Regions from separate parts of the Homo sapiens genome. Here region 2 is linked to region 1. A link is a contact called in ENCODE Hi-C or POLR2A ChIA-PET data. All regions are on one chromosome and are shown on one strand. The core of a region is the stretch at or near the end of the contact, and the rest is flanking DNA. Distances in the headings are between cores, read along the strand shown.

Region 1 (6,547 bases), core at 1,645-4,144:
TAATAAGGCCTGGCTAGAAAGAAGTTAAGAGAACTCTTGAAAAATGCAGGAATGGCAGATAGAGGCACAACCATCACTCTTAGGGCTGAGATAAAGCACCCCAGAAGAAGGTCCCTGCCACGGCTGAGATCCAGACCTGATGGGAGAGATCGTGGCAGAGAAGTCACTGAGGTGCCAGGTTGGCAGAAGCAGCTGGAAATCTGCTCTCTGGGGTATCAGAGGAATCACCCACAGTGACACGTCATGTCTCAGAACAGTCTGCAAAGCCACAGGAGAAAATGCAGGGGGAAGCAATTCCCAGGACAGTGCCCTAGTGGCCACAAACTCCTGCAAAGCTGCCCAGGGGGCTTCCAGAGAAAGCTACTGGTGCCTGGGAATTGGAGTTGGTGCTGCAGAAGCCACACATGCTGCTGGAGCTGCCAGACACTGCAGAAGCCGGGTGCCTTGCAGGAGCAGGTGTAGAGAAACCTCATGGGCAGCAGGAGCCTCCCAAGAGGAGTGCACCAGACAGTGAAGAGAAACCCCTTTCTCCTCCCGTGTCTCTTCAGCGCCCTCTACTGACAAAGCTTGACATGCAGCTGCAGGCAAAGGGCAACTAATTACAAGGCTCAGCTCAATTCTAGGAGGTCAGGCAATGAGGGACGTATTAGGAGCTGAGATACAATAAGTTGACAACTGGCACAGAAGCTAAAAGAAACTTTTCTAAATTAATAAATCGCTAAATTTTAACCCACCATGCTAGAGCAAAGATCGTCTTTCTAATTTCTCTGATAAGATTGTTGTCATTTAAAGAGTCAATTAAAGAGCCTATAGCCAAAAAATGAAAAAAAATTATAGATATGTGTCAGACAGTTAATTAATAAAAATATTTTATTTTTCTGGATTTTGTAATGTTTGTGGTATTTTTTACTTTTTAAAATTTATAACTTTTTTCTCATTCTTAGTAATATTTATTTTCATTCCTAATATTGTATTTGTGGCCCAGTCTTGGCTCACTGCAACCTCCGCTTCCTGGGTTCAAGTGATTCTCCTGCCTCGGCCTCCCAAAGTGCTGGGATTACAGGTGTGAGCCACTGCACCCGGCCAGTATTGTGTATTTAAACATAATGAAACATGGAAAAGGTACAGTAAATGTACGGTATAATCGTATGGGTCCCATCATCTTATGGGACCACCGTCATGTATGCCGTCTGTCATTGGCCAGTATCATTATGCAGCACATGACTGTGTATTTGGGAGTGGAATATGCCAGCATTCCATTTAGGGGGGTTCAAGACGTTCGTTGTGGCATGACTTGGAGGGCATCTCCTGCTTCCTCTATTAGATGATAACCTCCTTGAAGGGCAGAGCTAGAATTAACGCTGGGGCGGGGGGGCTCAGAGGCATCATCTAGTCCAATCCCCTTGTGTAGGTGGGGAAACTGAGGCCCATAGCGAGGCAGACCCCTGAGACCCTGAGAGGCAAGACCATGTTGGTGTCACGTTAGAGTCCAGGGCTCTTTCTAGTCTTCCACAGGGTGTGTGTGAGTGTGAGAGTGTGAGTGAGTGTGTCAGTGTGTGGGGGCTATGTGTGTTTGTGAGTGTCTGACTGTTGGGGAGTGGTGTGTGAGTGCATGTGTGAGTATGGGTGTGTGTGGATATGAGTGTGTGAATGTGTGTGAGAGTTTGTGAATGTGTGTGGGTGAGTGTGTCTCTGTGTGTATGAATGTGTGGGGGTGGTGTGTGTGTGCGAGTGTGAGGAGTGATGTGAGTGCGTGTGTATATATGTGTGAATGTGTGTGTTTGTGTGAGTGTGGATGTGTGTGGGGTGTGAGTGTGAGGGAGTGGTGTGTGTGCGTGTGTGTGAATGTGTGAGTGTGGATGTCTGGGGGTGTGTGTGAGAGTGTGAGGGAGTGGAGTGTCAGTGCATGTGTGTGGGTGTGTGAATGTATGAGTGTGTGAAGGTGTGTGTGGCTGTGAGTGTGGGGGAGTAGTGTGACTGCATGTATATGGGTGTGTGGGTGTGTATAAATGAACGTATTTGTGAGTGTGGGTGTGGATATGTGTGAGTGTGGGTTGTGGGGATGTGTGTGTGTGAGTGTAGAGGAGTGTGGAGTGGTATGTCAGTGCATGTATGTGGGTGTATATGAGTGTGTGAAGGTATGTGTTACTGAGTTTGTGTGTGAGTGGGTGGGAGAGGTGTGAGTGAATGTGTATGGGTGTGTGTGGGTGTGTATGAGTGAATGCGTGTGTGTGAGGGTGGGTGTGAGTGATGTAGGGGAAGTGGTGTGTGAGCACGTGTATGGGTATGTGTGGGTGTGTATGAGTGAATGTGTATTTGTGAGTGTGTGTGGTGTAGGAGTGGTGTTTGAGTGCATGTGTATGGGTGTGTGTGGTTGTGTATGAGCATGTGTGAGTTCGTGTGTGTGGGAGTGAGTTTGGGATGTGTGGGGAGGGTGTGAGAGTGTGAGTGTGGGGGAGTTGTGTGGGGGAGTAGTGTGTGTGCATGTGTATGGGTGTTTGGTGGGTGTGTATGAGTGAGTGTATTTATGTGTGTGATGTGGGGGAGTGGTGTGTGAGTGCATGTGTATGGGTGTGTGGTTGTGTATGAGTGTGTGTGAGTTCGTGTGTGTGTGGGGTGTGTGTGTGAGAGTGTGTGTGAGTGTGGGGGAGTGGTGTATGTGTATGTGTATGGGTGTTTGGTGTGTGTGAGTGAATGTGTATTTGTGAGTGTGTGTGTGGTGTAGGGGGAGTAGTGTATGACTGCATGTGTATGAGTGTGTTTGGTTGTGTATGAGTTCATGTGCGTGAGTGTGGGTGTGTGCGTGACTGTGGGTATGAGTGTGTGTGTTTGTAAGTGTGAGTGTGGGTGTGAGATGGAAAGGGGGGCAGGGGTGGAGAGAGATGAGGCAGCCTGAGCCCCGGGACGCTCCCCACCCGTTGACCCAGGAGGCTGAGTCAGGCGCCAGTCCCCACTGCCCCGGCCGCCTCCCAGTTCTTGGCACAGGAAAGCTTGTGCTGGGAGCAGAGCCACAGAGGCTGTTCTTAGAAAATGGCATTGGTTGGGGACATGTAACCAAAGGCTGGAGAACTCGCTCCTTTTCAGCAGTTAGGAGAGGGGCTCTCAGATACTCTAACCCCAGCGCATCTTACCAAGGTCCTGACGGTCTCAGCAGCAGGCTGGGCCAGGGTCCCGACGAAAGCCTTAAAATAATTCATGGGTCAAAAGCATGAACTGAAAAAATGTTAATATTCTTCGTAGTCCGTTAAATTGTACCAGTTTATATCCTCACCAGCAAGGTATGAAGACATGTATTTCCCGGTTCCTCCACCCATGGCAGCCTTGGATATTATCAGATATTTAAACCTATCCCAGCTTAGGAGCAGGCAAATGATTTCTTGTGGTTCATTGTGTTTCTTTAATTACTGGAGGGGATAAACCTCTTTGTAAACGTTTGTGGGTCACTTTAATTTTTTGGTGAATTTCTGTGGTCGTTAATTCGTGTTGGGTTCCTCTTTTGTTTAGGAACTTCTTCACACTTCTTAGAGAGAGATACAGAGGGCTTTTAGAAATGGGTGCCTGGCCCATAGTGGGTGCTCAGTAGACGTCCGTCAAGTTAATGAATGACCATGGAGGATCTGGCTTGATGAGGGGTGCAGTGTACTATTCTCTCAAGGTTCTGGGCTTAGAGGGCCAATATGGTCAAATTTTATAGTGACAGGCCGGGCATGGTGGCCCACGCCTGTAATCCCAGAACTTTGGGAGGCCGAGGCGGGCTGATCATTTGAGGTCAGGAGTTCGAGACCAGCCTGGCCAACATGGTGAAAACCCGTCTCTACTAAAAATACAAGAATTAGTGGCGCATGCATGTAGTCCCAGCTACCTGGGAGGCTGACGCAGGAGAATCGCTTGAACCCTGGAGGCAGAGGTTGCAATGAGCCGAGATCGCGCCACTGCGCTCCAGCTTGGGGGCAGAGAGAAACTCCGTTTCAAAAACCAAAAAAAAAAAAAAAATTACAGTGACGATTCCAGGAAACACACCAAGAAGGAAGGGGTTGGCTTGCAGAACGTGGTGCTTTTAATTCTTGCTAGGCAGGTCTCCGGGGCTGTGATCTAACACAAATTCTGAGTCTCACCACCAGAGGGAGCCCTAGACTCAGGAAGATCCCGAGGCGGGTGGGGTACTGCTCAATTTTTAACAGCTGTGTCCTCAGAGTTTTCCATTTTGCACCTAAAAATTTTCCTCCAGGTTTAATGGCTGAAAAGCATGCAACTTCCAGCTTATTAAAAATATTAATATTTTGAAAATAAAACATGTGACTCTTGGCTGTGTGTTCAGTGATATGCAGGCATCGTATCACTCTGGCACCCACCATTTAAACATACGTAAATGAGTTCTTTAACCATTCTTTCCATCCACCTCCCTCATAAACTTTTATCCTAATATATGTTATGTGTGAAAGTCATATGGCTTATACCTCTCATACTTCTCAGCAATGAAAATATGTTTATACATTGAAATTGAAGGAAGCGGTACCTTTGTGATCAGGTCTGTAATTATGGAAACGTTACCTTCTGCTTACAGTTATCATCACCATTATGGATATTTGATTAAAACAGAATAAATATGTGACAAACTAATTAACAATTGTTAAACATAAAAAGTACGTTTTTATTGGAAATGCATCTCTCAATGAGGTGAATGAAGTTGTTTTTATTTCCTAGCTTACGTATCTCTGTGCTAGAGTAAGACGCATTATAAACATCGATTCTAGTTCTTCGTTTTCTTTATTATTATAGATGTTGATGGTGAGACTTTTTTTTTCTGAGACAGAGTCTCAAAGAAAAAAAAATCAATGCTTCCTGCACTTTTGCTAATTTCACTCCAGTTTGTCGTCCAGGCTGGAGTGCAGTGGTGCAATCTCAACTCATTGCAGCCTCTTCCTCCTGGGTTCAAGTGATTCTGTGCCTCGGCTTCCCAAGTAGCTGGGATTACAGGTAAGTCTGTCTTCTAGCTAATACAAACTTAAATGACCAGTAATAGGGTACGATTGACTAATCTATGGTTATGTCCACGTGGGGAGATATGAAGTAGCTACTGAAGTTATATTAATGAAGGTATGAAATAACATAAAAGATGCTTAAGGCCGGACACAGTGGCTCATGCCTTGTAATTCCAGCACTTTGGGAGACCAAAGTGGGCGGATCACTTGAGGTCAGGAGTTTGAGACCAGCCTGGCCAACATGGTGAAACCCCGTCTCTACTAAAAATACAAAAAATTAGCTGGGTGTGGTGGCGGGCGCCTGTAATCCCAGCTACTCGGAGGCTGAGTCAGGAGAATAGCTTGAACCCGGGAGGCGGAGCATGCAGTGAGCCGAGATTTGCCACCGCACTCCAGCCTGGGCAACAGAGTGAGACTCCGTCTCAAAATAAAATAAAATAAAATAAAATAAAATAAAATAAAATAAAATAAAATAAAATAAAATAAAATAAAATAAAATAAAATAAAATAAAATAAAATAAAATAAAATAAAATAAAATAAAATAAAATAAAATAAAATAAAATAAAATAAAATAAAATATGCTTAGGATACATTAATTAAAAAAATAGGTTAAAAATTTGCACACCTGGGATGATGACTGTAAGAAAAGCTCTTATTAGAGAGAAAACTCTGGAAAACTTTAACATGTTATAATGGTTCTATTTTAGGTAAGGAAAATTACTTAAAATATAATTTTCTCATTTTCTTCTCTCATTTTATTTTATTATTTGAAAACAATTTTAATAATGAAAAAGTAAGAAAAATGTATCAAATAGCATTCTCAAGATATTCAGCAAATCTTCTCTTGGGCCAGCCTTGCATCCAGGTGGTATAGGGATCTGCTGGTAATCCAGGCATCGGCCAGTGGAGTGGGGAAGGAAGGAAAGACGCCCCTCTTTCCCAGCTCCCACCAAAGCTCCCTTACAAGCCGTCCTGATGACAGCAATTCTGTCCCTAACACGGACTCCTCTGTACTACTCCTTTGGGGGTACCCCACTAAAAATCGGCTACATGAGGATAAATCACTTAGACGCTGCAGCAGCGTGGTCATTAGTGGCTTCAAGATGAGCGCACGGGTGGGGGTAAGGAGGTCGGATGGGAGGATGGGGGAATGTGCACACAAGAGCGAGGTCATCTGAAGCTCTGTCTAAAGCTTTGTCTGGAGTGGGTCCTTGTTGATGCAGCCTGGTTGCCTACTGAGCGCCCATTCTCTTCTTCCTTGCTCACAGATTACCTTTTTCTTTTTTTTCCTGTAGTGGGTAGGCAATGATTTCCCAAGATCCCTTGCAATTAGGAGTGTCTATGTGGCATTTTTCTAGGCAGTCAGGTGTGAGGGAGTCTAAGGGATGGGGATTCTGGACGAGCTACTACTATTTGCCTGACAAAAATGGGCAGACTTGGTGGGCAAGTGGTTTCCATTCTTTGCCCTCCCCGCTTCCTCTGGTCTGAACCACAAGCACGATGCCTGGATGCGCAGTTGCTATCTGTTGTCCATGGCACAGAAGCATTGAAAGACAAATTTCAG
Region 2 (6,547 bases), core at 2,643-5,142, 95 kb after region 1:
GTTCCCCTCCCCCAGCTCCGACCCTGCAGGGCTCCCTCAGGCTGGCTGTGGCCATCCAACCTGGAAGGAAGCCCTCTCAGCTGTTTCCAGGATGCAGTGGCTGCGTCCCCGACTCAGGCCCAGAAGAGGTGACAGCCTTGCTGTTCCGAGCCACGGCCACTGTGGTTCCCTTATGCTCCACCTGCATTTTGCAGTGTCCCTTTATTAAACTCTCCTGGTAGAACCCAGTTTCGAGGGTGCTGGGACCCTGAGGCAGGTGACATCTGGGCCCAGAAGCACCAACAGCGTGGCTGGAATGGACACTGACGTGGCCACCAGAGACTTGTAGCAAATCTGCAAGCCCCCACTTTGAACCAAGACCTACGCAGCTTGGCTTTCTGGACTTCTCCGGTGGGAGCGGTCAGTTGCCCCCAAGCTGTGTGAGGCTGCTGTGGCTCTTGTCACCAGCGTGCCGCAGGCCTCCTTCAGCCCAGTCTTCTGGGCCACTGCTCTCCCGCCAGGCTTCACAGGGAGTCTCCTATGCCACCGGCTCCCAGCAAATGGGAATGTGGGGTTGTACCCAGGAAATTAACAACAATCCCCGCCCCCTCATGTTAGAAGACGAGGAAGCGTGTGGGACAGCCACAGTGGGCTGCCACCTTCAGGCTGAGTCCCCTACTCAACAGGAACAGGATAGGATAGGTACTACCATTTTGGAAAATGTCACTCATCTCATTGAACCAATAAAGTGCCCCCAAATAAGGAGATATTCAATGAATAAACCTGAAAAAGAGGAGGTCAGGGATAAGCAAGTGGCAAGTAATTCTTCTCTTTGCAGAGTAATTGCAATGAAGCCTTTTTCACTGTGAGCTCACCAACCGCATTTGAAAGGCAATTCCGTGTATGAACAAGTGAATGCACCCACAGGGAGGGGCTCCCCACACGCCGGTTCTGCAGCCCACTCTCCCTGGGGCCTCCGGGAGCAGCACCTCACCCACCAACCCCGCACGCCACAGGGAACGGCCTTCACTCTTCCTCTCCCTCTCACCCTTTGGCCCAAACTTTCCTAAGCTCTGCGAGACACCCAGGAAAGCCTGCGGTCCCTGATTGCCCCTGCTGCCATGAACAGAGCCAGAGGTCTCTAGAGGAAAAGCGTACGTAGGAGTCGCCAGCCCCAGCCACTCTGCTCGAGAAATCCAGGACCGGCCAACCACAGGCTCTTGTGGGCCCAGAGCTGTGCAAGGGCCAGGACGGAACCAAAGTGGAAAGAGATCTAGATTTAGAGTTAGGATGCTTCTAGGGATGGGGCCACCACAGACCAGCCATGTGGTCTGGACACAACTTCCCCCACAGTGGTAAGAGAAGCACCGTACAGTCTTCAGAAACCCTCTCTGCCATGGACCAGCTGCGGGACCCTGGACAAGTCCTGCCACCGCACCACGCCTCGAGGGATGTTGGCGACAGCACCCACCCCATTATCGATGGTATCTAGAAAACAACAAGAATGCCGTGTATGCTGCTCATGAGTCTGCACCTCCCCACTCTCCTCTGTGAACTGGTGTCAATCCCACCCACCTCAGAGTTGTGAGGATTCATTACACAATAAAAAAGCACAAAGATGTGTTATTTATAAAATATAGGGCACTAAACAAATGTTAAGACATTTTAATAATATTTCACTGATAGAAAAAAAAAATCCTGCAGGAGAAAGGAACTGGCAACACCTTGCTTTCTTTGGGGATCCACACAAAAGGACTGTCACACACTCACAATGACTCTTTTGCAAGTTGAGCGTATCAGTAGAATCTCAGGATAAAGAAAGATGACCTCTGTCCCCGTCCTTGAAAATTCCTGAAAATACCAACCCATATAACAGCAAAAACAATCCTAGCAAAATGGGCCACAGTTCTTTCATTCCAGTGTCCTGCTTGAGCGGGGATAGCCCTGCCCTCAATTAGGGCAGAAGGTTGGGCACCCTCCCTGGGAAGTGAGTGTCAGTACCTCAAGGGGACAAGCAGCCGTGAGGGTCACCAAAGTGGGTGTGAAGGAAGGAGGCACAGGTGCCAGACACAGAGCTGGGCAGGAGGGTGGGCCCTGGAGGCTTGGTGAGGCTCCAGAGCTGCCGTGGGGGCAAAGCCAAGTGCCCACCAGGCTACCGGCAGCCTGGCAAAGCCTGGGGCCTCACTGGGGAGAAACCCCACCTAATTGTGGGCTAAGCTGGGCTCCCACAACCCGTCCCCAGCCCAGGGGCTCCCGGGGCCAGCTGTGCATAAGACCCACCCAAAAGCTTGTTAGAAATGCCAATTCTAGGCCGGGTGCAGTGGCTCACACTTGTAATCTCAGCACTTCGGGAGGCCAAGGCGGGTGGATCACCTGAGGTCGGGAGTTCAAGACCAGCCTGGCCAACATGATGAAGCCCCACGTCTAATAAAAATACAAAAAAATTAGCTGGGCGTGGTGGCGAGCACCTGTAATCCCAGCTATTCAGGAGGCCAAGGCAGGAGAATCGCTTGAACCCGGGAGGCGGAGGTTGCAGTGAGCCAAGATCGTGCCACTGCACTCCAGCCTGGGCAACAAGAGCGAAACTCCATCTCAAAAAACAACAACAAGAAGAAATGCCAGTTCTACAGCCCTATTCATGGAGGACTGCATCACTGGAGCCCAGGCCTGGGGATCTGCATTTCTGAAACACCACCCACCCCTCTACCCCCAAGACAGTCTTATGTTTGGGAGCAATACCAACTGGACTTAACATTTCTAAAAGACCTCATATTTTCCATTCCTGGTTGAATGCCTATAAGTGTGTGTGGCTGTTTGGGGGGGATGTGTGTTAGTTTGTGGCCACCTCTCCATTATCCACACCAACTCCCAAGTAACCGGTAATCCAAAAGTCATCCCTGTTGGGTTTGAAATATCTGCCCTAACTATGTAATATTTTTTTCTTTTCTTTTCTTTTTTTTTTTTTTTTAGACAGAGTCTGGCTCTGTCACCCAGGCTGGAGTGCAGTGGCACGATCTTGGCTCACTGCAACCTCTGCCTCCTGGGTTCAAGTGATTCTCCTGCCTCAGCCTCCCGAGTAGTTGGAATTACAGGCGCCCGCCACCACGCCCAGCTAATTTTTTGTATTTTTATTAGACACAGGGTTTCATCATGTTGGCCAGGCTGGTCTCAAACTCCTGACCTCTGGTGATCCACCCACCTTGGCCTCCCAAAGTGTTGGGATTACAAGTGTGAGCCACCGAGCCTGGTCAACTGTTCTTATTTAAAACCAGCAGTATCAGGATTAGCCAATATTGGGGCTAATATCCTACCTAAGTTGGAAGGCCTGGGCGAGGCCACAGAGAGTTCACTGATGATGGTGGAAAAGCCCGCGGTGATAAAGAACTACCCACAGCAGAAAGCCTCGCGGCTCATCCAGGGGACTACGTGTGCTACCTGGGCAGTAGGAGGGCCAGAGCTGAAAGGGACCTCACAGTGCATGGGACAGGCCCAGGGGAAGGTGCACCCGAGGCACACTGACCTCCTGAGTGAGTACAGGGCACAAATAGAAACCAACAGGCATGCAGGCAGGGTTTACAGCAATGAGAGGGCTCAGACTGCCATCTACCCCTCACTGGCTGTGCGACCTGGGCGAATTACTTAACTCCCAGCCTGTTTCCACGTCTGTATGTGGGGTAACATAGTGTGACGACGGCACACTTCTCCGCACCGCTGGCCCTTAACAAGCGTCTACTGTTGCTGTGAGAGTCGTCAACAGGAAATGCCAGCAGAAGAGCACAATTGGCCACAAAGAGGCCACAAGGCACCTAGAGACAAGGGAAGGTTTGCTTAGAAGGAGTATAGGTGCAACTTTTTGTTTGTTAACATTGTTGTCAAGGGAGATTTCCTGCCGCTGGTTGACAAATGATCTTCGCCTTTGTAGCGGACGCCCCTCGACCCACCCACCCGATCCCGGCCGCACCCTGCTCTGCACCCGCACCCCACCCCCAGACCTCACCCTGCCCTGCCGTGCGCTCAACAGCCAGATGCTGGGCCCAGACAAGCGCTCTTCCGCTAGTGTGCCGGGATGAGCGGGGGCTGGACTTCTAGAAAGGGGTCTGCGGGCGCAGGAGCTGGGGTCCGCGGTCTGGGGCCGGTGAGCTGCGGCGAAGAGGTCAGGGAGGGAGTGGGAGGGTCTACCTTGCAGGAGCGCGCAGCACTGGCCGTCCGCGGTGCTCCAGAGCCGGGCCGTGCCGTCCTCGCTGCCCGTCAGCAGGCGCTGCCCGTCGGGGCTCAGGCTCAGCCAGTTGATGCCCCCGCGGTGGTCGGCGCAGACCCTCAGGGCCGACCCGCCGCCCCCCATCCCGCTGGCAGGGCGGGGAACAAGAAGGAGCTGCGCCCCGCTAGGGAGGGGCGCCCCGGGGTCCGCGCGGCGGCTCCGTACGACTGCGGCCCGCGGCCATCGCGGGGAACGGGGAGCCCGACTCCTGCGGAGGCACGCGGCGAGGGGAGGGTGAAGGACCCTAGCTCCCCGCTGCCTCCAGCCTCTGGGCCCGCGAACCCAGGGCGCTGCGGGGGGCGGCCCACTCGGGACCTCCGCCCTGGGTAGAGTCCTGGGCGCGCGGGCAGAGAGAACCCCCTTCCCAGCACCGCTCGGAGGATCCACACCCCACCGGGCGAACAAGGCAGCTGCGTCTCTGGTGCACAAGGAGCCCCCCGCCTCCTCTCGCGCCCACGGGGCTGGGGCGGGGAGAGGAACACGGGAAGCCGAGCGCCCCGCGCCCTCCCCGGCCGAGCGCGGAACAATACGGTCCAGCCTGGCTCCTCCTCAGAGACCACCCCTCACCCGATCCCCTCCCACTTCTCGGGCTGCGCCCCAGCCCCCACCCCGCGCGCCTGCAGCCTCCCCCCTTCGTCGCTGTGCGGGTCCGGGGGACGGCTCCACGTGCGACCCTCCTAGCTGCCCGGGCTGCGCCTCTGGGCTCTGGCCTCTGCCACCTCCGCCGCCGCCGCCTGGGTCCCCTGAGCCAAGGGCCGGGACGAGGGAGGGGGAGGCGGACAAAGGGTCGGGGTCGGGGAGAATCGCGCGCCGGGAACTCATTTGGGGCGCAGCTCCACCGACCCCTCGGCTACTCGCCTCCACCAGGCAAGCCAGGTCCTCCCATGCTCTGAGCCCTAAGGACTCTGCCCGAGGGGCTCTCGGGGACTTGGGGGCGGTCCCCCAATGGAGGGTGCGACAGGGAAAGCCCCGAGTCCGCCCTCCCTGGGAAATCACGCGCACACCCAGGATTCTACTTTGGTCTGGCCGGAGTGGGGATGAGGTGCGAGCCGCTGCGGGGTCGGTGGAGCCGGGATGTCAAGTTCACCTTCCAGCCGCCGCGGGCTCCCTCGGCCTGGGGCGCCTCTAATGGACCCCGGGGTCGGCCTGAGCCCTCCCGGAGCGCCCGGCGGCTGGTTTCCATTAGGGCAGTTCCGGCGCCGACTTCGCTGGGGACGGGGAAGGTGACCCCCCTACTCGGATCCCCCAGGTCCTAAAGGTAGCAGGATTTCCAGAACGCTCCAGGGCTCTCTCAGGAGCCTAGGGAGAAGGGCAAGGAAGGGGCGTCTTTGGCGAGCTAGCCCGCAATGGGACGACCAGTACTGCACGCTCTGCTCTATCCAGACTCCAAAAGAAAACCCCATCGTGGGGTGTCCCAGGCCGTTGGGTCGTTTATACCCAGAGTGGCCTAACCAGAGAAATCCGTTCTTTTCCCTCAAAACTTGTAAAGCAGCTGGCGCCTCAGCTTAAGGAGCGTGGCCCTTCCTTAGCAGGTGGTGGAGAGAGGGGCAGTGGAGGAGCGTTAGGACGAGATTTGGGGTCATCCAGCCGGAGAGAGGGAGGCCGAAAGGAGAGACGTTTTCAGGAGGTGGAGGCTTCAGCATTTGGATGCCTGCGAGGCGGGAGAGGCCGGGGAGCCTGTCTTGTGCTGAGAGGCTGGGTAGACTGTTTTGTCCCCTACAGGCTGATCACCAGTTCCTCTTAGGAACCGGTGAACCTCAGGGGGCCCATTGCACATCCAGGTGTGAAACTGCGGTGTGGCCTCCAGGTGAGGACAGACTCGGTATAGTGGGGATCTTGGGCAGGCCCTGCGGCTGCAGCCCTTGGGGAAGGTGAATGTGAGGACCATGGAGGCTGGGAGGGTTTATCCGGAGAAGTGCCAGAGGAAACCCAAACTTTCTGGGCAGAGGGGCCAAGGAGAACCAGGCATCGACTCTTTTGGAAACTAAGAGGGGAGGGGTTTGAAAGCAGTTTGGGAGCTGGGGACAGATCGTAGGTTGGGCGAGCTTGCCTGGTCGTGGGCCAGAGGAAAGAACCACCAGGAGAAAAGCTTAACTTTCAAGGAGGTCACCCAGGATTCCTGAGCAAGGTGGCACCCATGCACTCTGGTTCCTCTCCTCTGCAGCCAACACAAGCCATCAGCCCCATGCTCAGCTCCCAGCAGGCAGAGCGTTCAGAAGCGCCAGCGCCATCATCTTGGGAGCCTGCAGTCCACACACCGCTGACCTTACCTACTTCCTCTTTCCAGGTTGATAGATTTTTTGTTCTTGG

What was found. A loop is a pair of places that touch in the nucleus more often than their neighbours do. ChIA-PET counts read pairs that join two places held with the same protein, here RNA polymerase II (POLR2A). Pooled maps may share reads with other maps.
Region 2: a loop to region 1 is called in a pooled map, with 2.7 times the contacts of the local background. The contact joins the promoter of WDR86-AS1 here to the enhancer-like site in region 1. A Hi-C loop is called at or near these places in 6 of 50 pooled maps. POLR2A ChIA-PET finds 5 or more read pairs at or near these places in 2 of 52 experiments (CD8-positive, alpha-beta memory T cell and activated T-cell).

What each region holds. Positions count from the first base shown.
Region 1 is chr7:151,311,122-151,317,668 of GRCh38, forward strand. No RefSeq gene overlaps it. Among named protein-coding and RNA genes, the nearest start is that of NUB1, 27 kb to the right of the region's middle. Within about 2 kb of position 2,895, at least 4 of the 41 ENCODE cell types and tissues checked have a DNase peak (open chromatin) inside an H3K27ac peak, as active enhancers do.
Region 2 is chr7:151,405,269-151,411,815 of GRCh38, forward strand. It overlaps WDR86-AS1 (WDR86 antisense RNA 1), which reads left to right and starts at 3,893. Exons shown (of 6, transcript NR_109857.1): 1 at 3,893-4,114; 2 at 5,960-6,044; 3 at 6,402-6,524. It overlaps WDR86 (WD repeat domain 86), which reads right to left and starts at 4,770. Exons shown (of 6, transcript NM_198285.3): 1 at 4,159-4,770. The coding sequence starts at 4,321. RefSeq lists an enhancer at 5,336-5,968.